Regions from separate parts of the Homo sapiens genome. Here region 1 is linked to region 2. A link is a loop called in an ENCODE intact Hi-C map of the cell type or tissue named here. Cell type or tissue: Caco-2. All regions are shown on one strand. Links, peaks and the distances in the headings refer to the core of each region. The heading gives the core; the rest is flanking DNA. Region 1 overlaps VPS50 (VPS50 subunit of EARP/GARPII complex). Region 2 has its middle 110 kb from the start of MIR653.

Region 1 (12,917 bases), core at 1,858-9,857, 120 kb before region 2:
ATGTGAACCTGAAAAAGAGTATTGATACTAATATTGTTTTACGAGTTTTTAGTGAAGCATTGCCTCCTCATAGTATTCTTTAATGATAAGGGGGTTTTTTTGGCCTCAATTTAATTAACTCATAAATAGTAATGGGATTCAGCTGTCTTTACTTTTACATGATTGGTTTACCTTTGATTTTTTTTCGTGAAAGAAAAATATAGGATGAGGTGACAAAATAAATGTCTGTTGCAGTCAACATTTGATAATATAATTGTTTAAGGATAAGAAATAATTTTTTTATACTTCATCCATTCAACAAATATTTATTGAGTACCTGCCTACTCTGAAGCATTTCTACTTATATAAATTCTAGGAATTTGAGCAGAATGTTTTCTAGAGTTTCTAGTACTTCTGTGAAATCAGATAAACCGATTTGACTTGACTTCTTAAAATCCATTAAAAGAATCCTAAAACCACCTGCTAACTGCAGAGCTTGGTTTACAGTTTTACCAAAATTTGTGGAGAGTGTGCTTGAATCACAGTCAAGAGACATAGGTTGAAGTATTGACTTAAACATACAGCTTGTTGAAAGGAAGTCATTTTAATGCTTTGTGCCTCAGTTTCTTCATTTGTGAAAAGATGCTATTGAACTAGACTTTTTTGGAATCCTTTTTGCTCGAATGTTTTATACTTTCTATATTGTAATTTTTGTAGGAGAAATATGACACAAGAAATATACATTCTAAATAATTTTTTGAGCAGTTTTTGTTAGAAGATTTGCATATTGGTGTCTGTATTAGAGAGGATTAGTATTGAGGTTTATGACTAGGTGAATTTATTTAGTGATCATGATAAAGACTTTCAATTTAGGATTATGTATCATTTAGGACAGGTGTCTTCTGCAGGTGGTACTAAGGGAGACTCTAACTATGGATCTGCAAAATCATTTAAGAGTTTTTCTTAGGTGCTCATGGCTAACAGTATTTAGTTGTGTTCTTTTTAACCATTAATGAAATTATGCTTCTCATAGCTTCAGATGCTTTGAGATTCTTAACCCTTCTTTCATAGCAAATCATATAAGTTCATTCATACAGTCCATTTGGCAAACACTTATGGAACCAGGCAGTTACTAATCATTGAAGATGCAGAGAGGTACAAGACTGTTCCTAACTCAACCTGAGTGGGGGAGACAAGCAAAAATAGATAATTGCAGAGGAGTAGAGGCACAACAGAGTTCAGCTAGGAGAGGATGTGGAGTAGGTAGAAATGTATTCAGGATCTTTTAGAGTTGGCGATTAATTTTTTTAAGAAAGATTACAGTTTTATGGGGTGAGTTGTTGAGTAGAGGTTGGGGACAAGGATACTGATTAAGAAGAAAACAGGAACATAAGGTATAGGAAATGGAGAAGGGTTGCATTGGAAGGACATTTAAAAAGCAGAATTTAAGATTGATGATTTTATTGGATTTGGAAGGTGGAAGAACCTGTGAAAGGCACTGGGATTGAAGGTGCTGTGATGTTGTCTTTTCTCAGAATAGACAGTATTGTTTTCTTTTAGAGAAAGTGTCTGATGAGATGTTCGAAAACAAAAGAAAAACAAAATTAAGATGTACACACTCGATTTTTCTCTGTATATCTTGATTTATGATGTGTCTTTTCTTCAGTGTTAGCCCCAGAAAGGACAGGCATGTGACACATATTAAAATACATCATCTTAATCACTTGATTGTGTTATAAAGCTGGATTAAAATGTGATCCAATAACCTTTTATTAAAATGTTCTATAAATCATTTTGCCCAAAACCTCTTTTTAAATTGTAACTTCAACAGTATTCCACTAGATGGCACTAAAAGCCTGAAGAAAAACAGGGTAGGCTTTAAAAGATAAGTTTATTTAAAATGCACACAGAAACTGATGAACCGGCTATCTTTGACGGATTATTATTGTTGTTCTAGTGGGATTTTAGGAGAACGTGCCATTTCCTCATGTAATCAGACATCTGGCCATTCATTATAAACTTACGTGGCATGTGGTTTTAGGGTATCTGTGATCTTGAAATAAGTTTTGAATCCTGTTTCATTTGGAAAGAGATAAAATCTATTTCTGTTCAGTGATTAATGACTTTTGTAATACTGACTGAATATTGAAAACTTCATGTTTTGTTCTTACTTCTAGCTCTGTTTAGATTTTGGTCACTAAACGCTTCTTTTTTTTTTTGCTTTCAGTTAGAGCCCTAACGTGATGTTAACTTTGGTAAGATTATAGCTTCCGTTTTCCCTATAACAGAATAGATTTTTTATGTTGACGAATGAAGAAATGCAAACAGTAAAAAAAAGTCTTTGATCAAAGATTTGCTGTGGCAAACCGCAAATCATGCTTGTAAAATTTCTCCACTTTCCTTCTCAACACACACACACACATACACTGCATTCTGCCATTGAGTTATATAATCAGCTATATAAGCACTATATTCTGCCACTGAGTTATATAATCAGGTGTATAATGTGGACTGGTCTAATGAGCTAAGTACAGAAAGAGGAGTTGGTGTGCATTTCATTTTTTATTCTATATATTTTTTTCAGAGTTTTGAAATCTGACCTGTGAAGTAAAGATTTGCATTCATATTTTTGTTTGAATAAAAACTAGTACTGAAGATTATGAGATTCCAAGCTGTTATGTGGGTTTAGAAATTAGGTTAAATTACTTTTCAAAATTGCAGAAAATATTGAGTTTAATAATGGTAAGGAAAACTGTTAAGCTGTCATAACTTTTTATAAAAGTGAATAGAATTAAGAGCCCTGAATTTGGATTAGTATTTTTAATTAGTGTGGTATTTTAGATAATTTAAAAGTAGTGATTAAATACAAAATTAGTAGTCTCTCTTTTTTTCCTCCTAAACTTGAATATATTCCCTTGAGTGATGAACTCTTAAGTGGAAAATTTTTTGGTAAAGTTATAGCCTAGTTCCTTAGAAACCACAAACATACTGGGAATGTATCATAATACCTTACATTTGAGGGCTCAAATTGTTTTACATAGCTGAATCCCCAATTCCCATAATACCTTTTTTGTTGTATTGAGAGGAAAAGTAGCTTTGCTAAATCAAAGATGTTGACTTAAATCTCTAATATGATTGTTTTTCTTCACTTTTCATAAAGTTATATTTCTGATGTACATTTATGTACATGTTCATGTAGCTTTATCTCAGACATGATCAAAATAGAAAAATAGACTAGGTGGTATTATATGCAACCTTATTGCATGTTGTGACTGCTGGAAAAACACAGCCTCTAAAACGTTGAATTCTGCTTGGTTTATTACATTAAGAAAATATTGAATATTTTTGCCTGTTTTTGATATAGCCTAACCTGAGGCAGTGATATGTGTTAAGATGTTTTACTTTTAGTGAAGAAAATATGGTTCTAATATACAAAAAATATGTTGAATTTAAACAAATCTCAGTTGTTGCATTTGTCTTTTGGCATACATGCAGACTCTCCCTTGTGACATTTTTCTATCCTGCGGAAGCCACCCTTTATTGCTTTAACCTGTTGTGCACTTTCTCGATTCAATATTTTTACTTTTGCTTTGCTTTATATTTGTAACCCTATTCTCCCAATTTCTAAATCTGAAATTCTACCTATTCTCTCATATTTTCCAAATGCCACCACTTCCATCAGATGTGAACCCACCGTCTGATGCCTTCATTCTGTTTGCATCACCCTCATGTTCTGCTGTGCATTGTCATTGCTTACTTATTCATCTGACCCCTCCTATTATTTTAACAACTGTTTGAGGGAAGAGCTATATTTTACTCATTTTCGTTCCTGTATGACCTAGTATGGGAAATTTTTACATAATGGGAATTTAAAAAATTGTTAAATGAAATTTGTTTTTTAGGGGAAGATAAGGTTATAGAGCTTTGAAAGTAGGCAGGTTAGTTTCTAATGATAGTATGGGAGAGAGATTTGATTTGTTCATTTTTTGCCTTTTATGCTTTTGTTTTCTCCTCTTTGTTATTCCAATTCATTACTTTAATTGTAGTTTTTTTCTCCAGCTTTAATTCTGGGGTAATGCTGATAATACTTTTTGCTTAGTTGATTACCATTGACAGCAAGTTGTGTGGCAGCACATTTGGTAGCCTGTAGTTGACAAATTATTTTTGGACTTTCAAGTTTTAGAGAGCATTTATATCACTATTAATGATACTATGTATTTATTAATTATTATGTGACATAAAATTTATTATAAAAATATTTTAAACATTTTTAAGACTGAAATATTTTATCCTAGACTTAGTTTGAATATCTAATATTATTATAATTTTTTTCTTAAATCATATGTTTAAGTATGGTGTAAGAAGTTCCATTTGGTATTCATTTCCCCCAATTTTGCCTTGTAATTTTTTTATAGGAAACTTTTTGTTCATTTTGTTTATGTAAAATTTGGGCTCACACCTATGTATTGGTTCTATTTTAGGTGAAGAATTATGTATTTTTGTACATCTCCCACCCTAGGGAATCAGTTTCTATTAAATTATGTAGTAATTGTGTTAAGAATAGGCAATCTGGTTGCTTCTGTTTATTTTTCTAATTTACATGTGTAAAATATTCCTAAATCAGTTCACATCGTTATCTCTAATTAAAAGAAAGAAATGTTTTACTAAGAGTTGGTGGAAAATTTTGACTATTGAAACAAGAGCATATTGTCTTTTCCTTTCCTTTTGTCTTATATTCATTTTTTGCAATTAACTGTAAATTAATTTTAGTTTGATCAGTGATTATCTATGGTGTGCCTTGGCACTGTGGAGCAGCGTGATGGAGAATGAAGAGAAATCTCAGTTCTCAAGAAGTGTACAGTCTGATTGAGCAGGCAGCCCTAACAGCGATGAAACATTTGGACAATGATTAGGTAGAAGCAGAGCTTTACAGACTGCTAGTTCAGTGGGACTAAAAAGAACACGGTGATCGGGATTCTAATCAGAAGGGGGTTTGAATAAGTTCCAGTTCAGATGTATATTTTCACATAGAAGTTATGAAATTGTTTTAAAGGAGAGGATATTTTATAGGGAAATAATATTACATAGGGGCATTTGTTTTAGATTTAATTCTATTTTGTATGCTACATTTCTTTTTCTGATTTTCTAGGTTTTATTCCTTTCCTTAGTCCAGGTTTCTTACACTTCAGAGTATCAGGTGTTCCATGTCAGTTCTTTGAAATTATATGGGGTTGTATGCTCTCTGTGATACTAATTGCTTAGTTCTTTAGGAAAGAATAGCATTTGACATACATATACAGATTGTACTCCTTTTACAGATTCATCATGTTTTTGAAATGTACACTTGTGAGATACTTATAAATTATGTTTTTTCTTTGGCATTCTTAATAACTTCGGATATTTGTTTCACTGTCATTTTGAGAGAGACACAGAGAGAGAGAGAGAGAAAGAGAGAGAGAGAATGCATGTTTGCCCTTTACAGGTGAAAAAAAAACTAGGCATGAAGAGACTAAGTTGCCGAGGGTTAATGATGGAATTGCAGCTAAAAATCCAAGTATCTTTACCTTCTTATCAATCAATTAGGTACTATATGGAGAACCTCAGCATGGTGTTATATGTCATTGACATTTATGCTTTTAAGATGAAAGTACTCAATTGTTGCAGTCTATTTGAATTTCTGGCTTGGCTCTATTTCTGATTTAAAAAAATCGTAGCAGTTTTTGTAATCTTCAAATATTTTGTCTTGAATGGTATCAACTGCATTTATTTGCTCATGTTGCTGCAGACTGCAGAATTCCTAGGGAGGCAGTGTTGCCATGTCCTCACTTGGGCCTCATTTCCTCCCCTCCCTCAGCTTACAGTATATGAAGCTGATATTTCAAATGCCTGTGGACTTTTAGGGAAAGAGATTTCCAGGAAGTGCAGACCTCCTCTTCCATTTCATTTCTGACTTTCATTTCATATTTCAATTGGATGCATGGAGGCTGCCTGTTGATAGGCTAGTTGGTAACCTTCCCTTCCACACGTGTGAGTTTTAACCAAGTCTGTGCGGCAGCACCACTGTCCAGGGTGCTAAATGGATTCCTGTGTTGTAGATAAACCCCTTCAGGAATGTAGTTCCCACTGTTGGGACCCTGGATTTCTTACTGCAATCATAGTAACTGATTGCACGCTGACTCAGTGATAGCTATGTCATTGACCTTTTTTTCTCGGTGTATTTTATGAGTTAGCACAGAAGAGGGATTTTCTTTTCCAAGCATATTTGATTATTCAGGTTTGATATTTATGAGTTTGCCTTCTCTTTTAAGTTTATTGGAACTTTACATTTAAACAGTCAACATTTTCTTGAGTTTTAGATTTGTTCTATTTTTTTGGCTTGAAATTACTAATAGGGAATAATTTTATAGTTAGTTTTACAAATACAAAATATAAGTTAAACTCTAAAAGATATCTGAGCAAGGCTCTTCTTACAAATAAAAAATATGCCCTGCAATAAAATAATCTAGAATGTCTCTATTTGAAAAATATACTGTTCTTTGATCTTTCACAAACCTGACAAAAACAAGCAATGGGGAAAGGAGTCCCTATTTAATAAATGGTGCTGGGAAAATTGGCTAGCCATATGCAGAAAGCTGGATCCCTTCTTTACACCTTATACAAAAGTTAACCCAAGATGGATTAAAGACTTAAATGTAAGACCTAAAACTATAAAAACCCTAGAAGAAAACCTAGGCAATACCATTCAGGACATAGGCATGGGCAAAGACTTCATGACTAAGATGCCAAAAGCAATGGCAACAAAAACCAAAATAGACAAATGGGATCTGATTAAACTAAAGAGCTTCTGCACAGCAAAAGAAATTACCATCAGAGTGAAAAGGCAACCTACAGAATGGGAGAAAATGTTTGCAATCTATCCATCTGACAAAGAGCTAATATCCAGAATCTACAAAGAAATTAAACAAATTTACAAGAAAAAAACAACCCCATCAAAAAGTGGGTGAGGGATATAAACAGACACTTCTCAAAAGAAGCCAACAAACATATGAAAAAAAGCTCATCATCCCTGGTCATTAGGGAAATCCAAATCAAAACCACAATGAGATACCATTTCACGCCAGTTAGAATGGCGATCATTAAAAAGTCAGGAAACAACAGATGCTGGAGAGGATGTGGAGAAATAAGAATGCTTTTACACTGTTGCTGGGAGTGTAAATTAGTTCAACCATTGTGGAAGACAGTGTGGCAATTCCTCAAGGATCTAGAACTAGAAATACCATTTGACCGAGCAGTCTCATTATTGGGTATATACCCAAAGGATTATAGATCATTCTATACAGATACATGCACACGCATGTTTATTGCGGCACTATTCACAATAGCAGAGACTTGGAAGCAACCCAAATGCCCATCAAGGATAGACTGTATAAAGAAAATGTGGCACATATATACCTTGTAATATATGCAGCCATAAAAAAGGATGAGTTCATGTCCTTTGCAAGTACATGGATGAAGCTGGAAAGCGTCATTCACAGCAAACTAACACAAGAATAGAAAACCAAACACTGCATGTTCTCACTTATAAGTGGGAGTTGAACAATGAGAACACATAGAGGGGAACGTCACACACTGGGGCTTATTGGGGGGTGGGGGGCTAGGGGAGGGATAGCATTAGGAGAAATACCTAATGTAGATGATGAGTTGATGGGTGCAGCAAACCACGATGGCATGTGTATACCTATGTAACAAACCTGCACATTCTGCACATGTACCCCAGAACTCAAAGTATCATAAAAAGTGAAAAAAGAAAAATATACTGTTCTTTAACTGACCAGATAATTTTTGTACATTTCCTTAGTATTTTTATTGTGTTATTTTAATTACTGAAAATGATTTAAAACAATAGTTCCTTTTTGTGTATATAAATGTATTTGAGGTTAATTTGAATTAAAAATCAAATGGCTAACTTGTGATATGTCTATAATGTCTTGATTAACTAGTGTGGCAGGGGAGTGGGTATCTGAATTGTAAAAATTTACTAGTTAACTGAAGCTTTATCTGATTATGCAGTGAAATTGCATAGGATAGGGATGCTGACATTGGGTTTAGGGATTTGTCTGTCATGCTGTTCTTCAAATCCACAGAACCTCCATTCTGTATCATTAGAAAGAAAGCATTTTATCATATAGAGAAGTTTAGCTTCATAATCAGATCATTAATTGTAACAGCAATCCACTTTGAAGGAAGCCTCATAGTATTACAGAACTAAATTTGTGAACCTTTTCTGGAGCCACTGTTTCTTAGCTGAGTACTGAGATTTTTTTAGCAGGGTTGATGTCTTCTATTCAGGACTCCAAAGTTGATTGTGACCCAGAAGTTATTGAGGTGTTCTTCCCTTATTATCTGTGGTGAGACAGATTTTAGAATATTATTAAATAGTAAAATTTATATATCTGTGATATGTATGTATGATATGTTTAGGTAGTCACTTTTTTTTCTTTTGTTGGACATTAAAATTTTTATCAACCTTGTTGATGTGCAAGGAATTGAGAATAAAATCTAAATATTCAAACTGGCTAGTTTTCTTCTGTAGTTGTTAGTGTTAATGGTCGGCTAGTTCCTAATTTCCTGTGAACTTTTCTGATTTCTGTTGGTTTGTATCCTTGGTCAGAATCGTTCCAGGTAGATGTGACTGTTAAGACAAATGATCATTTATTTCCATGCAGATATAATTTTAACAGCTACAATTACTATAATTGTGATTTTTTTTTCTTAAAGGAAGAATTCAGGGAACTTCGAGAACAGCCAAGTGACCCTCAAGCTGAACAAGAGCTTATTAATAGTATTGAACAAGTATATTTTTCTGTGGATTCATTTGATATTGTTAAATATGAGCTGGAGGTAAACAGAATTTCATTAAAACATAACTAAGGCCTGTTTTGTTCAGTGATTGGATTTATGAGATTTGAATACTTTTTTGAGGCATTTATGTATTTTTGGTACCAGAATAGGTCTGTGATTACCACATTGTGATTAAATCAACTGTCAGCATTGTTTGGCGATGAAATTATTATTTTTTGAATGTAACTTTAAATACAACCGTTCAGGGAAACATTTCTGTATTTTTGGTTTTCAATTGTTAGTATTTAATGTGTTAGTATGCTGTTTCTATCCTATTTTATAGTATCTATGTTTAGAGAAGCTCAGACTTTTAATTACAAAATATGTATTTACATAATTGTTTAGTGATGATAAAAATTCTTATGCCATAGTGTTTATAATACTGACATTTTAAATTTATAAGAACTTTAACGAAAGTCAGAATAGTGAAATTTAGTCTTAGATACAACCAAATGCTGTATGCATATATACTTTATATGCATTATTCACAGTCAGTCCCCAGCTCAGTTTGAAGTTTCATCAGTCAGTTGACTGAGATTGTTTCCCTGTATATGGTATGCATTTTTTGGTTAGTTTCCCATACTGTCCTCTGAAAGCTGATGTAATCCAGAATGTAGTCCAACAACTGTCACACAGTAGTACTTATGGTTTGTAATATTCCAGAGGAGAAATCTGTTTTGAGTTCTATCATAAACAAATAGAGATATATCTGTGGATGGTAGAGTTGGGGTTAGGTTAGTTACTGTCTCACATTCTCCTGTCACAGGCCGTGGCAGCAGTGTCTGTCGGCCTAGGGTCCAGAGTCCCCAGTGGTAGTGGGGTTTCTCAGAAGGCAGAGCAGCAGCAGTGGGGGTAACAAGGCTGAATGAGGGGTGGAACCAGAGGGCTGTGTACTAAAGATGTATAGGCTTTTGTGGTTGGAACCTAGGAGGGAGGTTGGGAGGACAGGTGGCATGGAGGGCAGTGGGATGTGACACTGTTTTGTATGCACAGTTTGTAGTTCACTAGTCAGAAGGGTCCAGGTAAATGAAACCAAATTAAACAATTTATTTTTTCCTCTTCTTTCATGAATTTTTTTCTGTAGAAGCTTCCACCTGTTCTCAATTTGCAAGAATTAGAGGCGTATAGAGACAAATTGAAACAACAGCAAGCTGCAGTAAGTAAAAAAAAAACACATTTCTTTCTGGCAAAACTCTAGATGAAACACAACAGAGAGGTATAATGTTTGCAGATTTATGGTTTTAACTAACAATTAACATAGAAACAAATCTTGTTATTTAACATGACTGATTCAAATGATGCATTTACATTAAAAATTTAATGCGTATGGTTTTCCTTATGTTACCTTGGTAGATTTACTTCTAGAACTTGGAATTTTCTCTCTGGAATCCTAAATGTGATCAAAGAACTTTGAACTTTGTTTTAGATTAGTAAGTACCTTTAGGCTCCTTGTCATAGACGTATGATTTCCCTACCCATAGTTTTGTAACTGAGTATTCCTTTTTGTTTTTTGAGACAGGGTCTTGCTCTGTTGCCCAGGCTAGAGTGCGATTGCACGATCATGGCTCACTGCAGCCTCTCCCTCCTGGACTCAAATAATCCTCTCACCTCAGCCTCCTGAGTAGTTGGGATTACAGGCATGTGCCACTAGTCTGGCTATTTTTTTAACGTTTTGTAGAGATGACATCTCACTGTTGCCCAGGCTGGTCTTGAACTCTGGGGCCCAAGCGATTCTCCTGTCTCAGCCTCCCAAAGCACTGGAATTAGAGCCGCAAGCCACTTTGCCTGGCCCTGTAATGGAGTATTCTCTCAGAATTAATGTCCCCCTGAGATTCAGAAAGTCTGAATTGTAGTCACTAATTATGATGTTGAGTAAATCATTTAACCTCAGTGACTCCCTTTTGTTTATCAGTAAAGTGATAGGCTTGCATTTTCTTTAATGCGGTAAAATTCTCTGATTGTATAATTTCTTTATGTTAGGCTAAACCCACTTTATGAAATTCAAACTCTACTGTAGGGATTAATTAATGGTAGCATGTGTATTAATTTTTTTCAACAAAAGGACCAGTAGTAATAAGTTTATCGGTTTGAATTTAAGATATGATTTTTAATAATGCAACTGTCAAACAAAGGAAGGTATACTTTTCTATTACACTCAGAAGTCTCAGTGGGTGCTAGGGTCTGCTTGGAGGTAGCAGTGGTGGTATAGGGCAGTCTTGGGCAGGAGAAGGGATTTGAGCTCTAGAGCAGTGGTTGCCAATTCTTTTGGCACCAGGGACCAGTTTTGTGGAAGACAATTTTTCTATGGACTGGCAGGGGTGGGGTAGGGATGGTTTCAGAATGATTCAAGTGCATTTCATTTATTGTGTATTTTATTTCTATTATGGTTACATCATAATATATAATGAAATAATTATACAACTCAGCATAATGTAGAATCAGTGGAATCCCTGAGCTTGTTTTCCTGCAGTTAGACGGTCCCATCTGATGGGAGACAGTGACAGATCATCAGGCATTAGAGTCTCATAAGGAGCACACAACCTAGATTCCTTGCATGTGCAGTTCACAGTAGGGATGGAGTTAGAGCTCTTATGAGAATCTAATGCCACCGCTGATCTGATGAGAGGTGGAGCTCAGGTTGTAATGCAAGTGATGGGGAGCGGCTGTAAATACAGATGAAGCTTCGCTTGCTCACCTGCCACTCACTTCCTGCTGTGTAGCCTGGTTCCCCACAGGCCACGGACCAGTACTCTCTATTAGTAGACAATCCTGTGGAACCTTTGGAATTCTTAAAATGATATTTAGGATTAACATTGATATTTCTTCATTAATTAAAGTCTAAAAGCCATTTAAAATTTGATTTTCTTAACCTTAATGGAATCCCTCTTTCTAGACAAAAACAATGAGTGTATCTAAAAATTAATGTACGTAATTTCAAAGATGCTTGAAGCAGATTAAGAAAATGTGAAAGGATTAATGCAGTAGTGTAGTGGGTGTTCAATGTTTTGTTCTCAGTTGGCCTGGGGAAGGGGAGCCAGTTGTGTTTCTGGAGCAAACTCCCTAAATACCTTCTGTGTGTCCTGCTTCATGCCTCATGTGCTATCTCTGTTAGTGAAGTTGGCAGAGACCCTGAAATGGTGGAATTAGAGCCTCATGTTCAAAAATCATTATACTTCTAACTTGCATACGTTAATATTATTCATAGAACAATACACACAACCTTAGATATCTTCATAGCGTTCCAAAAAACATGTTTTCAGCTTTTCAGAAGTGGAGGACCAAACTACTTGCTTGTCTTCTTAGGCAACATAAAGGATCTAAAGGATACAAGCAAGTTCTTTTTCCCAGATATTGTCGCCATAAATTCAGTTGATTAAAAATCTGCTTAACAATTTCATCTTTTTCAATCAAATCCTATTCCCTTAAAGATGGTTACACTTTTTGGTTAATGTTACTTAAATCAGATAATGATACACATATTATTAACAATAATAATGACCATTTATTGAGTTTCTGTTAAGGACCAGGACCTGTGCTATGTGCTTTATTATATTACCTCTTTTACTAATTTCATAGCCCAGGGAAATGTGTATGGCCATAGTATGCCAATATCTGCTCCCAAAGTTATTGGGGAGATCTATGGAATATTCTTTTAAAAATTCAAATATAAAATATCATAGAAAGCATGAAGTTTGTTCTTTTATTTCCTTTGTTTGATTACATCTTCTTATAGGTATCTAAAAAAGTGGCAGATTTAATCCTTGAAAAACAGCCTGCTTATGTAAAGGTAGGATAATATTTGTTATTTTTTGTAGTAGAATTTTTAAATGTTTGAGTGATTTACACTTGAAACTGTTAAAATATTGTATTTTTTGTCAATAATTCTGTAGCAGCATATTGACTGTTTTTGGGTGTGTTTGTGTATATGTATGTATGTATATTTTTCTTTTTCTTTTGGGGTAATTTACCAAACTGAAGAAGCGAAGGGTTTTTATATATGATTCTAAAGTGATCTCTTGGGTTTTTCAAACTTTAGA
Region 2 (12,917 bases), core at 2,908-10,907:
TGTACACACATGCGCACACATGTGCACACACACACACACACATTTTCTCCTGCCCTAACATCACTGACTAAACAAATCTACTGCCTGGTATGTATTTCTTTAGATAATGGGATGGTTATTTTAAAATCTATTTAAGCTGAGGTCCAGCAGTTACCACTGCTGAGTCATTAATCTTTGAGACAAGGCTTGTTGCAAGCAAACTAACTGCAGTTTTGTCCCTGAGAGTTAAGTGTGTGTCAATAATAAAATTCTAAGTCGAATTATAATTAGTGCACATCCAGGGACTGAGATTTGTCAGTGCTTGATACTTGGTAAGTACTTTGTCTTTAAAAGCTCACTTGTTGGAAACTGGTTTAAATGCTTTTTAAACCATCTTGGAGATGGTTAAAACTGGGAGACTATTGGGAAGGTACAATTGCATTTTGCCATGTGAGAAGAGCATGAGCTTCTGGGATCCAGGAGTGGAATAATACAGTTTGGATGTTTGTTCCCTCAAAATCTCATGTTGAAAGGTAATCCTCAATGTTGGACATGGGGCCTGGTGAGAAGTTTTGGGTCATGGGGGCAGATCCCTCATGAATGGCTTGGTGCCCTGCCCATGGTAATGAGTTCACATGTGATTTGGTTTTTTTTAAAAAGCCTGGCACTCCCACCTCTCTCTTGCCCCCTTTCTTACCATGTGATATACCTGCTCCCCCTTTGCCTTCTGCTGTGAGTGGAAGCTTATTGAGGCCCTCACCAGAAACAGATGCTGGCACTATGCTTTTTTTTTTTTTTTTTTTTTTTAACAGTCTGTAGAACTGTAAGCCAAATAGACCTATTTCCATTATAAATGAAAAAAAATTTCATAAGGCTATAGCTGCCACAGATAATGATTTCTCTTAGGGCTGAGCAAAGTAAATTGAATACCTTCTAAAAAGGATTCTACCATTTCTAGATGCTGTTAAAACATTCATGAATCATGAAATAAGTTTAAAATATAATTGACAGGAGTATAGAAGAAGTTGATTTCAACCATCAGGGATGACTTTGACGTGTTCGAGACTTCAGTGGAGGAAGTCACTGCAGAGATGGTGAAAATAGCAAGAGAACTAGAGTTAGAAGTGAAGCCTAAAAATGTGACTGAGTTGCTGCAATCTCACAATAAAACTTGAACAGATGAGGAGTTGCTTCTGATGGATGAGCGAAGAAAATGGTTTATTGAGATGAAATCTAACGCTGGGGAAGATGCTTTGAACATTGTTAAAATGACAGCAAAGGACTTAGAATACTACATCAACTAACTTGATAAAGTGGCATCAGCATTTGAGAAGATTGACTCCAGTCTTGAAAGAAGTTGCACTGTGGTAAAGTGCTACCAAACAGCATCACATTTCTAAAGAGAAATCTTTTGTGAAAGTGTGACGTGGCACACTTTTATTGTTGTCTTATTTTAAGAAATGGTATATAAAAATGTACATGCTATAAAAGCCAACCCAACCTTCAGCAATCACTATTCTGATTAGTCAGCAGCCATCAACATCAAGCCAAGACCCTTCACCAGCAAAAAGATTATGACTTGCTTAAGGCTTGGATGATCATTAGTATTTTCCAGCAATAAAGTATTTTAAATTAAGGCATGTACATTTTTTAGACATAATGCTATTACACATTTAATAGAGTACAGTGCAGTGTAAACATTACCTTTATATGCACTGGGAAACCAAAACATTTTTGTGACTCACTTTATTGCAATATTTGCTTCATTATGGTGGTCTGAAATTGCACCCACAATATCTCTGGGGTATGCCTGTATTTATCTAAAGACAACAAAATCAGTATGTTGTAGAGATATTTGCACTCCCATTATTATTGCAGCACTATTCACAATAGCCAACATAGAGAATCAAACTAAGTGCCCATCAGCAGATCAATGAATAAATAAAATGTGGTTTATATACACAATGGAATACTATTCAGCCATTTAAAAAGAATGAAATCCTATCATTTACAGCAACATAGATAGACCTAGAGGACATTATGTTAAGTTGAATAAGCCAGGCACAGAAAGATAAATATTACATGATGCATTAGTCCATTTTCATGCTGCTGTTAAAGAAATACCTGAGACTGGGCGATTTACAAACGAAAGAGGCTTATAATGGACTTACCATTCCACGTGGCTGGGGAAGCTTCACAATCATGGTGGAAGGCAAGGAGGAGCAGGTCATGTCTTACATGGATGGCAGCAGGCAAAAAGAGAATGAGGAAGACACTGCAGATGACATGATTATATATCTAGAAAACCCCATTGTCTCAGCCCAAAATCTCCTTAAGCTGATAAGCAATTTCAGCAAAGTCTCAGGATACAAAATCAATGTACAAAAATCACAAGCATTCTTATACACCAATAACAGTCAAACAGAGAGCCAAATCATGAGTGAACTCCCATTCACAATTGCTTCAAAGAGAATAAAATACCTAGGAATCCAACTTACAAGGGACGTGAAGGACCTCTTCAAGGAGAACTACAAACCACTGCTCAATGAAATAAAAGAGGATACAAACAAATGGAAGAACATTCCATGCTCATGGGTAGGAAAAATCAATATCGTGAAAATGGCCATACTTCCCAAGGTAATTTATAGATTCAATGCCATCCCCATCAAGCTACCAATGACTTTCTTCACAGAATTGGAAAAAACTACTTTAAAGTTCATATGGAACCAAAAAAGAGCCCGCATCGCCAAGTCAATCCTAAGCCAAAAGAACAAAGCTGGAGGCATCACGCTACCTGACTTCAAACTATACTACAAGGCTACAGTAACCAAAACAGCATGGTACTGGTACCAAAACAGAGATATAGATCAATGGAACAGAACAGAGCCCTCAGAAATAACACCACATATCTACAACTATCTGATCTTTGACAAACCTGAGAAAAACAAGCAATGGGGAAAGGATTCCCTATTTAATAAATGGTGCTGGGAAAACTGGCTAGCCATATGTAGAAAGCTGAAACTGGATTCCTTCCTTACACCTTATACAAAAATCAATTCAAGATGGATTAAAGACTTAAACGTTAGACCTCAAACCATAAAAACCCTAGAAGAAAACCTAGGCATTACCATTCAGGACATAGGCATGGGCAAGGACTTCATGTCTAAAACACCAAAAGCAATGGCAACAAAAGCCAAAATTGACACATGGGATCTAATTAAACTAAAGAGCTTCTGCACAGCAAAAGAAACTACCATCAGAGTGAGCAGGCAACCTACAAAATGGGAGAATATTTTTGCACCCTACTCATCTGACAAAGGGCTAATATCCAGAATCTACAATTAAGTCAAACACATTTACAAGAAAAAAACAAAGAATCCCATCAAAAAGTGGGCAAAGGACATGAACAGACACTTCTCAAAAGAAGACATTTATGCAGCCAAAAAACACATGAAAAAGTGCTCATCATCACTGGCTATCAGAGAAATGCAAATCAAAACCACAATGAGATACCATCTCACACCAGTTAGAATGGCAATCATTAAAAAGTCAGGAAACAACAGGTGCTGGAGAGGATGTGGAGAAATAGGAACACTTTTACACTGTTGGTGGGACTGTAAACTAGTTCAACCCTTGTGGAAGTCAGTGTGGTGATTCCTCAGGGATCTAGAACTAGAAATACCATTTGACCCAGCCATCCCATTACTGGGTATATACCCAAAGGACTATAAATCATGCTGCATAAAGACACATGCACATGTATGTTTATTGCGGCACTATTCACAATAGCAAAGACTTGGAACCAACCTAAATGTCCAACAATGATAGACCAGATTAAGAAAATGTTGCACATATACAGCATGGAATACTATGCAGCCATAAAAAAGGATGAGTTCATGTCCTTTTTAGGGACATGGATGAAATTGGAAATCATCATTCTCAGTAAACTATCGCAAGGACAAAAAACCAAACACTGCATGTTCTCACTCATAGGTGGGAATTGAACAATGAGAACACACGGACACAGGAAGGGGAACATCACACTCTGGGGACTGTTGTGGGGTGGGGGAAGGGAGGAGGGCTATCATTAGGAGATATACCTAATGCTAGATGACGAGTTAATGGGTGCAGCACACCAGCATGGCACATGTATACATATGTAACTAACCTGCACATTGTGCACATGTACCCTAAAACTTAAAGTATAATAATAATAAAATAAAAAAAGAGAGAATGAGGAAGACACAAAAGTGGAAATCCCTTAAAAAACCCATCGGATTTTGTGAGACTTATTCACTGCTATTAGAACGTATGGGGGAAACCACCTCCATGATTCAGATATCTCCCATCAGGTCCCTCCCACAACACATGGGAATTATGGGAGTACAATTCAAGATGAGATTTGGGTGGGGGCACAGCCAAACCATGTCATTCCACCCCTGGCCCCTGCCAAATCTCATGTTTTCACATTTTACAACCAATCATGCCTTCCCAACCGTTCCTCCAAAAGTCTTAACTCATTCCAACATTAACTCAAAAGTCCACAGTCCAAAGTCTCATCTAAGACAAGGCAAGTCCCTTCTGCCTATAAGCCTGTAAAATCAAAAGCAAGCTAATTATTTCCTAGATACAATGGGGATACAGACATTGGGTAGATACAACCATTACAAATGAGAGAAATTTGACAAAACAAAGGGGCCACAGGGCCCATGCAAGTCTGAAATCCAGTGGGGTGGTCAAATCTTAAAGCTCCAAGATGATCTCCTTTGACTCCGTGTCTCACATCCAGGTCATACTGATGCAAGAGGTAGGTTCCCACAGTCTTGGGCAGCTCTGCCCCTGTGGCTCTGCAGGGTACAGCCTCCCTCCTGGCTGCTTTCATGGCCTGGTGTTGAGTGTCTGCAGCTTTTCCAGGGGCACAATGCGAGCTGTTGGTGGATCTACCATTCCGGGGTCTGGGGGATGGTGGCCCTCTTCTCACAGCTCCACTATGTGGTGCCCCAGTAGGGACTCTGTGTAGGGGCTCTGACCTCACATTTCCCTTCTGCACTGCCCTAGCAGAGGTTCTCCATGAGATCCCTGCTGCTGCAGCAAACTTCTGCCTGGGCATCCAGGCATTTCCATACATCTTCTAAAATCTAGGTGGAGGTTCCCAAACCTCAAGTCTTGACTTTTGTGCACCCACAGGCTTAACACTATGTGGAAGCTGCCAAGGCTTGGGGCTTGCACCATCTGAAGCCACGGCCTGAGCTCTATGTTGGCTCCTTTCAGCCATGGCTAGAGCGGCTGGGACACAAAGCACCAAGTCCCTAGGCTGCACACAGCTCAGGGACCCTGGGCCCAGCCCATGAACCCACTTTTTCCTCCTAGGCCTCCAGGCCTGAGATGGGAGGGGCTGCCAAGAAGACCTCTGACATGCCCTGGAGACATTTTCCCTATTGTCTTGGGGATTAATATTCAGCTTCTCATTACTTATGCAAATTTCTGCAGCCAGCTTGAATTTCTTCTCAGAAAATGAGATTTTCTTTTCTATTGCATTGTCAGGCTGCAAATTTTCCCAACTTTTATGCACTATTTTCATTTAAAAACTGAATGCCTTTAGCAGTACTTGAGTCACCTCCTGAATGTTTTGCTGCTTAGAAATTTCTTCCACCAGATACCCTAAATCGTCTCTCTCAAGTTCGAAGTTCCACAAATCTCTAGGTTAGGGGCAAAATGCCACCAGTCTTTTTGCTAAAACATAACAAGATTCACCTTTACTCCAGTTCCCAATAAGTTCCCCATCTCCATCTGAGACCACCTCAGCCTGGATTTCATTGTCCATATCATTATCAGCATTTTGGGCAAAGCCATTCAACAAGTCTCTAGGGAGTTCCACACTTTCCCACATTTTCCTGTATTCTTCTGAGCCCTCTAAACTGTTCCAACCTCTGCCTGTTACCCAGTTCCAAAGTCGTTCCCACATTTTCAGGTATCTTTTCAGCAACAACCCACTCTACTGTTACCAATTTACTGTATTAGTTCATTTTCACACTGCTGATAAAGACATACCTGAGACTGGGCAATTTACAAAAGAAGAGGTTTATAATGGACTTTACAGTTCCATATGGCTGGGGAAGCCTCACAATCATGGCGGAAAGCAAGGAGGAGAAAGTCACATCTTACGTGGTTGGCAGCAGGCAAAAAGAATGGGGAAGATACAAAAGTGGAGACCACTGATAAAACCATCAGGTCTAGTGAGACTTATTCATTACCATGAGAAGAGTATGGGGGAAACTGCCCCCATGATTCAATTATCTCTCACTGGGTCCCTCCCACAATATGTGGGAATTATGAGAGTACAATTCAAGATGAGATTTGGATGGGAACACAGAGCCAAACCATATCACATGATGTCATTCATTTGTGGAATCTTAAAAAGATGATATTACAGAAGTGGAAAAGTAATTACCAGAGGCTGGGGACTGTAGTGGGAAGGAGGATAGGGATGGATTATGCAATAGGTACAAAATTACAGTTAGATAGGAGAAATAATTTCTGCTGTTCTATAGCACAGTAGGGTTGACAATACTGTTATAACTAGAACAAATAACTAGAAGAGAGGATTCTGAAAGTTCTTACCACAAAGAGATGATAAGTGATGTGATGGATATACTAAATAACCTTATTTGGTCATTATACAATGTATACATGTATGGCAACAACACATTTTACCTCAAAAATATGTACAATAATTGTGTCAATTAAAAAGCAAATAAACTTACAAAAATAAAATAAAAAGGGACGTGCAATCTCAAAACTTACAAAGATAAGTATATAAACTCAAATTAAGTTTTAGTGAATCCTAAATATTTACAAAGTTTTCAAATGATTCAGCCTTTTAAAAATCTGGAAGAGTTTTTCTTCTTTCCTAGTAAGAATCTAAAAGAAGGAAAGTCACATTTATATTTTATCTTATTCTTTGAATCACTATTTACCACCTACAAGAGAAAAAAGCAACATAATAAACTAGGACTATGAACCATGAAAAAAGAATTCAGATGTTTGAAAATTGTTCTTCCAGAACAATGGTAAAACTAAAAGCAATTTTTGATTTCACGAACATTTGCAACTTTAGTTACACTAATTACTAGTTGACAGGATTTTAAGGAATGCATTTAACTTAATAATACCCTCAAACAGAAAAACATTTTGCAAACGGTAATTTCAGTCTATTAGCTATTTACGGCAAGTCTTATCCAGCTTGGCAAATATTTGAGTGCCTACTAATGGTTCAAAAGTGGTACTGCACCATAAAGCCTCATCTGGTCTAAAGCTGGGGAAATTGAAGGGTCCTGTGTACTTGATTTAGAGTCTACAATAACCAACCAACTCTCTGTTTTCTGTCTTTAAAAAACTGAATCACTTGGGGAAAATAGGAAAATAAAATTTAGTAGGTATTATTTTAAAAAATACAACTTACAAATACCATTTCCGTTTTCTTGAAAACAAAGCTTCCTTTCTGCAAGAAACAATGACAGGTAAATGTGAAGTGAGCTGAAGTATGCTGTAAGGACCGTGGATATGGAGACAAAACACCAGTGTTCTCATCCTAATACTGTCACATTCTATGTGTTGGTTTCCACATCTAAAATGAGGGTTTTTCTGGCTTTAAAATTATGACCATAGAAAAATTTCCTCAGTCAGTAATGATTAAACTTCCAAAAATATAAATAAAGTGATTGTTTTCATTTTGCAGCATTTTATAACAGAAATTATAGCTAACAAAAGTTAACAGAGGACTTGACTATTTGTGGATTTTTATTTTCTTCTTTAAATTCTTGGTTTTGTTCTGAACTTTCATAGTAGGCATAGATTACTCTTACATTCATAAAATGGGTTTCTTTTTCAAGTTTGAAAAAGAAATAAGTGAACCATAGTTCTTTCAGTAGTATAGGTTACATGGTATATGTTAAAATTTTCCTCCCCATTCAATCCCAGCAATAAAGTACATATACTAGTAATAGTCATTTAGGCCATCACAGAGATATGTTGCATTTTTAATGTGGTTGATTGGTGTTTCTTTTAATAAGAATAAATTTAAAATGGAACTTTTTTTTTTTTTTCATTTCAAAGCATCTTGATATAACAGGAAGAGAATGGGTTTTTCCATCCCTGTATATCTAGTCAAGAATCCCATCCCTTCTGCTTCCCAACTGTGACTTTGGGCAAGTTGGCCAACATTTCTGAAGATGAGTAGGGCTACTGTATGGGATTACTGGCAAATGGTCTCTCTTCTGTATTCCATTCTGGGGTGGTGAGTCTGAGGCTCTGGAAACTTCATGTCCTAGGTTTCCTTGCCAGCTGGATTCCAGTATGGTTTCATCAATGGGAGCCATTGGCTGGTGATTGGCAGGTTTCTAGATTCTTTCAGCATCTGCCTAGTTGCAAATGACAACTCCAGCTCCAGCTCCAGTTTCCAGTTTCTCTAAGTACTCTCAGTCCCAGCTGCACTAAGTTCAGAATAGCAGCTAGCTGTTCTGCATCAATTGGTCCAAGCACTCCACAGTGTGGGCCCCAGAGGTATCAGCATCAGCCACACTGCACATCTCCTGCTCTATGTTCTCCCTCAAAAAGCCAAGCACTATAGGGCTGGGCCTTCACCTGAGGGGTTCAAGCATCAGTTCTGGAAATGGAGGAGGGGGTCTCTCCTTTGATCCCCTGGGTTCTAACAATTTAATTGTGCCCTTCTTTTACCCAGTGTGAATGCCTACTAGTCTAACCATATAGCTAAGAAACCCCTTTCTTCATTTATCCTTGCAGTGGTTTTGTATCAAATTTGTGCCTTAGCAAACCACCTATTTTAACCCTTTGGGTTGCTTAGGAGTTGTCCAAATGGTGCATTTTAAAGTCGACCATGTCATGGATCTATTGTATTTCTTAAAACTGTTAATAAAAGATCAGTCAATAAACCTGATTACATCTGCACATCTGCAAAGAGTGTTTCAAAGTCTGAAAATTCCTTTATCCTCTGTAAAGGCAATTTAACCCCAGGAAGTTCCACGTCCTAAGCAGGTAAGTTTCCAGTTGATCAAAGAACTGATTTCTCCCAAATAAAATTTTAGTCTTTCCTCCAAACCACTCACTTTTGACTCCTTACACCTTCATTCCATTTTTTTCTTTTGGGTGGAGGTGGGGAAGCAAATAAACTGTAGTAATACAAATTGTTACTTTAAAAAAGACCTCTACTTTAAAGTTCCCTACAGTCCCTTAAAATTTTTTCAGTCAGTAGGTACTCTCTCCAAGATAATGCTCAAAGTACTAAGTCTTTTTATTCATACATTCAACTTTTAGTTGTGACATGGCATTATCACTGATGTGATATATACATGACATATACAACTTCTCTCTCTAGGTAAGAAAAAGAATACAACATATTTCTAGCATTTCCTGACAGATTCAATAATCAGCAAGTAAAAGAAATCCCATCAACCCATAAGTTTGTTATTAGTCAATATAGGCTTTTGATGGATGAAGTCATTTTGGGAAATTTCCTAAATTCTAAGGTGTACAGAAGGAGGATAACTGGATCTCAGTTGTCCTCTGAGTCCTATGCTTCTCTGGATCAATTTTAGAGAACACAAAGTTTTAGTGTCTTTTTCCACTTCGATCACTTTAAATCAGAAGGAGTACCTGGATGAAACAAAAATGAGTTTTCCCAACTTCCATATTGACTACATGTGCTCCGGCAGTATCACAAGTGTTGAGCTTCTTTGTCACACAAAAGTTTCAGGATTACCTTGTCATGCTCATTTAAATGTATGATGGATTGATTTGTCTCGCTTCACTTTTCTCTCCTACTGTTTGAGGTTCCTGGGAGGAGTTGTTTGGAGTGAAGGGAGAAGGGGATGGTCTGAAAAGCTTTGAGGTCTATCTGGAAACAACTTTAGATGTGTAAATTCTGCAGAGCTTAAGGCTTCTCATGCCTTATGATAGAGACAGTTCTCTCAACACATCATGATTGGTCCTGGCTGGCCCTAGAGGAAATGCAGTCCTTTCAGGGTGTGTAGGATGAGGTGCTATTGCTGGGGCAACGCATTGGAGTCTAATTGCAGGAGTTAAATTACTACCTGGAAACCGGAGGAGAGCTGTGAAAGGAAATTGTGGTGGCATCTGATCCTGAACCAGCTAAGTTTTGAGGCTTTAAGAGGAGGTAGTTTTCAAGCAGAAAGTGAAAAAACCATTTTCAAAAGAGACTTGGTGAGACTCAGAGCACAAGAGGTAATGCTCATGTCCAGGTACAAAGTTATGCTGAGAGTGGGAAGACAATCACCTTGACACAAACCACAGAGTAGCTCAGGTACAGTGAGGATTGAAGGGATAAAGCACTGTTTTGTGCTTAACCCTAAGGTTTTGCCATTTTAGCAATTGAAGGTGATTATACTTTGGGCTGTTTCTGAAGACAATATCCAGGAGGATCCACCATGGGGATGTGACCAAACACAGGGGATGACTACATAGCTGGGCGAATGACCAGAGGACAAGGCAGCATGGCCCATGCTGAGAGAGAAGCAGCACCCTGTTTAGGGTGTAAGTCATTCCTGGGGGACAAGTGTGCTGGGAGCTAGTGCTTTCCAATTAGACACATGAAGGCTACCAAATATATACCCACAGACTGATTGAAAGTGGACATTTTCAGATTACACCTTACTTATATATTTAACTTTATATTACTATTATATGTTAAACCTCACATGTATCCCTAAAATGAAGTTACCAAATGTTTGACTTGCAAAATATTTTCCAATCTAAAAGCCATAGTTTTCATTGTTTCATCAAGACCATTGTTCTTGGGATACCTAGTTAAAATGTCTTAATTCAGTCTTCTTATCTTTGTGGTTTTCCAATGCTACCAAACTAAGACTCCAGATAAAAACCATTTTCCTTTGCAATGACTAAAGTCAAACATCTTAGATTTTTCTATCCAAATCATTACCCTATTTACCATCACATTTCAGTTCTGGATATGTCTGAAAGTAAAAATAAAAATGTTTTCTATATCACAAGAAAGCATATTTGAATAGGAACTTCCGGTTAACCACAGTTTCTATTCTACTTCTATTAAAAGAAATAAGCAAATGCAGGAAGAAAGACTTCTAAAGAAATATTTTAGATCTCCTCTGGCACTTTGTATCTTGATGAATTGCGCATTTACTCCAATTGGGCTTTTCTGCTTGGTTTTGCTGTGTGCATTTTGATGGCGAAATCTAAAACCGTGTGGCTGCTGCACTAACGTGGTTTACTGCCAAGCAGCTGGACCATTATAACGGAAACTCTGAGCTTGTGAGACACAACCACTTTTTAAAAAAAATTTAATTTACCTTTAGAATCATGTCTTATTTTTCAGCAAGAAGTTGTCTTTATATTTCCCACTAATTTCAGAGGAAACACTGACAAGTTAAATTTTAGCAATTTTAATTAATTAATCAAAACAAATAAGGTGATTGTATAGTTGGTTCTATTTGGCTTTCAGCTGTCCATAGAGATGATTAAACGTTTTGGCAAAAGTACAAAAGCTCAGCAGAATTTGATAGACCAACTCTTTTCTCCACTAATGGACATGGATGATACATAGTCTGGGAAAGGAGAAAGATAAACTGTTTTTGACAGTGGATTAAGGGCAGACCTCTGCCATGACCTAGAAAAGACAGTGCTAAGATGAACTCTCCCTTAAGTTTTTGAAGGGAACTTAATCCTACCTCTTTCCAGAATGACTATTTTATCTTCTTTATTTCTGCCTGGCTGGGCTTAGTGTTCCATTGACCTTACTCTTCCTGTTGGATGTGCAGAACTTCCTCCAGCATTCAGAAAAGTGGGGATGTGGCTCTGGAAGAATGTGAGGGTAACACTATGGTATAGTAAGTAATGCAGGCCCAAGAACAGGTAATTTAAAGGCAATCCTGTTTTAAAATTACTCCAGATGACAGAATGTGTACCTAGGGTCTGCAAGGAAATTCATCAAACCTCAGGGACAGAAGGACTATATCTTTAACCCAAAGAGGATGTTATCTGAGCCATCTCAGTAAGAAAAAAACCCAAATCTTTCATTAGAAGACTGCCAGAGAAGGCAAGCCATGTCTACCTCATTCTAGTACCCTGGAAATACACCACTCTGTCAGCTATGATGGTGTCCCTGAGTACTTTCTCCAGTTTTCTAGCCAAACCACTCTTAAGCTCACCAAATCTCATCCTCACTTTACTACTGTTGACATTTCTAGGGCCTAGCAAACAGTAGAATATTTCAAGTTACAGAATGTTCTTTGCCAAGAGCAAGCAAGAATTCTGAACTGCTCATATATCAGCAGTCAGCACTTTCCAAAATTGAAACAACTGTTTTTTTTGATTGATAATGGGCTACACTTTTCCCTCAAAAAATAGAAAATAAAATACGTATCATAAAATGACTGTAATTGCTTGTAACTACTCATTTTTAATTCAAATACTATCTCAACTTGAAGATCCTCCCTCTTACCTACCATCATTTGGATTGGTAACTTCAATTTATAGTTACACTCTTACTTTATAGAACATCACAGTTAGAGATGTTATTCTTTTAGGAAATAATTTCACAGCACTGTTTCTCACATTCTACAAGTTTTTAGTCAACAGTGGCATTATACTCTCTATAGCTACAGAGAAAAAAATTAATCCTTAAAGAGCTAACAAATTTTCATTCCAAGCTAATTGAGTCCCTCTTTTCAGGCACCTAAAAGTCCCTCACAGACTAGAACAACTCTAGCTCCCCATAAAGGGAATCTTATGCTCTATGCTCTACTTGCTCTTGACTACAACATTTTAATGACAATCTTCTATGAAAGTGAAAACACTTTTCTGAATGTATGCGTGTCCCAGGGTTCAGATGACCCATTCTAAAATCCCACCTTCCTATTTTTGGAGAA

The links. Hi-C counts contacts between places; a loop is a spot of excess contacts. Peaks named below come from ENCODE experiments on the same cell type or tissue, not always from the same donor. Only the 100,000 strongest peaks of a DNase experiment are listed, where the experiment ranks them.
Region 1: a loop joins it to region 2, with 7 times the contacts of the local background. A loop is called at or near these places in 17 of 110 quality-filtered maps.

Annotation. Positions count from the first base shown.
Region 1 is chr7:93,243,896-93,256,812 of GRCh38, forward strand. It overlaps VPS50 (VPS50 subunit of EARP/GARPII complex), which reads left to right. Exons shown (of 28, transcript NM_017667.4): 3 at 8,758-8,880; 4 at 9,965-10,036; 5 at 12,614-12,667. Among named protein-coding and RNA genes, the nearest start is that of VPS50, 18 kb to the left of the region's middle. In Caco-2, for the core only: no CTCF peak of the experiment used is centred there; a DNase peak (open chromatin) is centred at 6,046.
Region 2 is chr7:93,367,302-93,380,218 of GRCh38, forward strand. No RefSeq gene overlaps it. Among named protein-coding and RNA genes, the nearest start is that of MIR653, 110 kb to the right of the region's middle. In Caco-2, for the core only: CTCF peaks have their summits at 7,231 and 7,432; no DNase peak of the experiment used is centred there.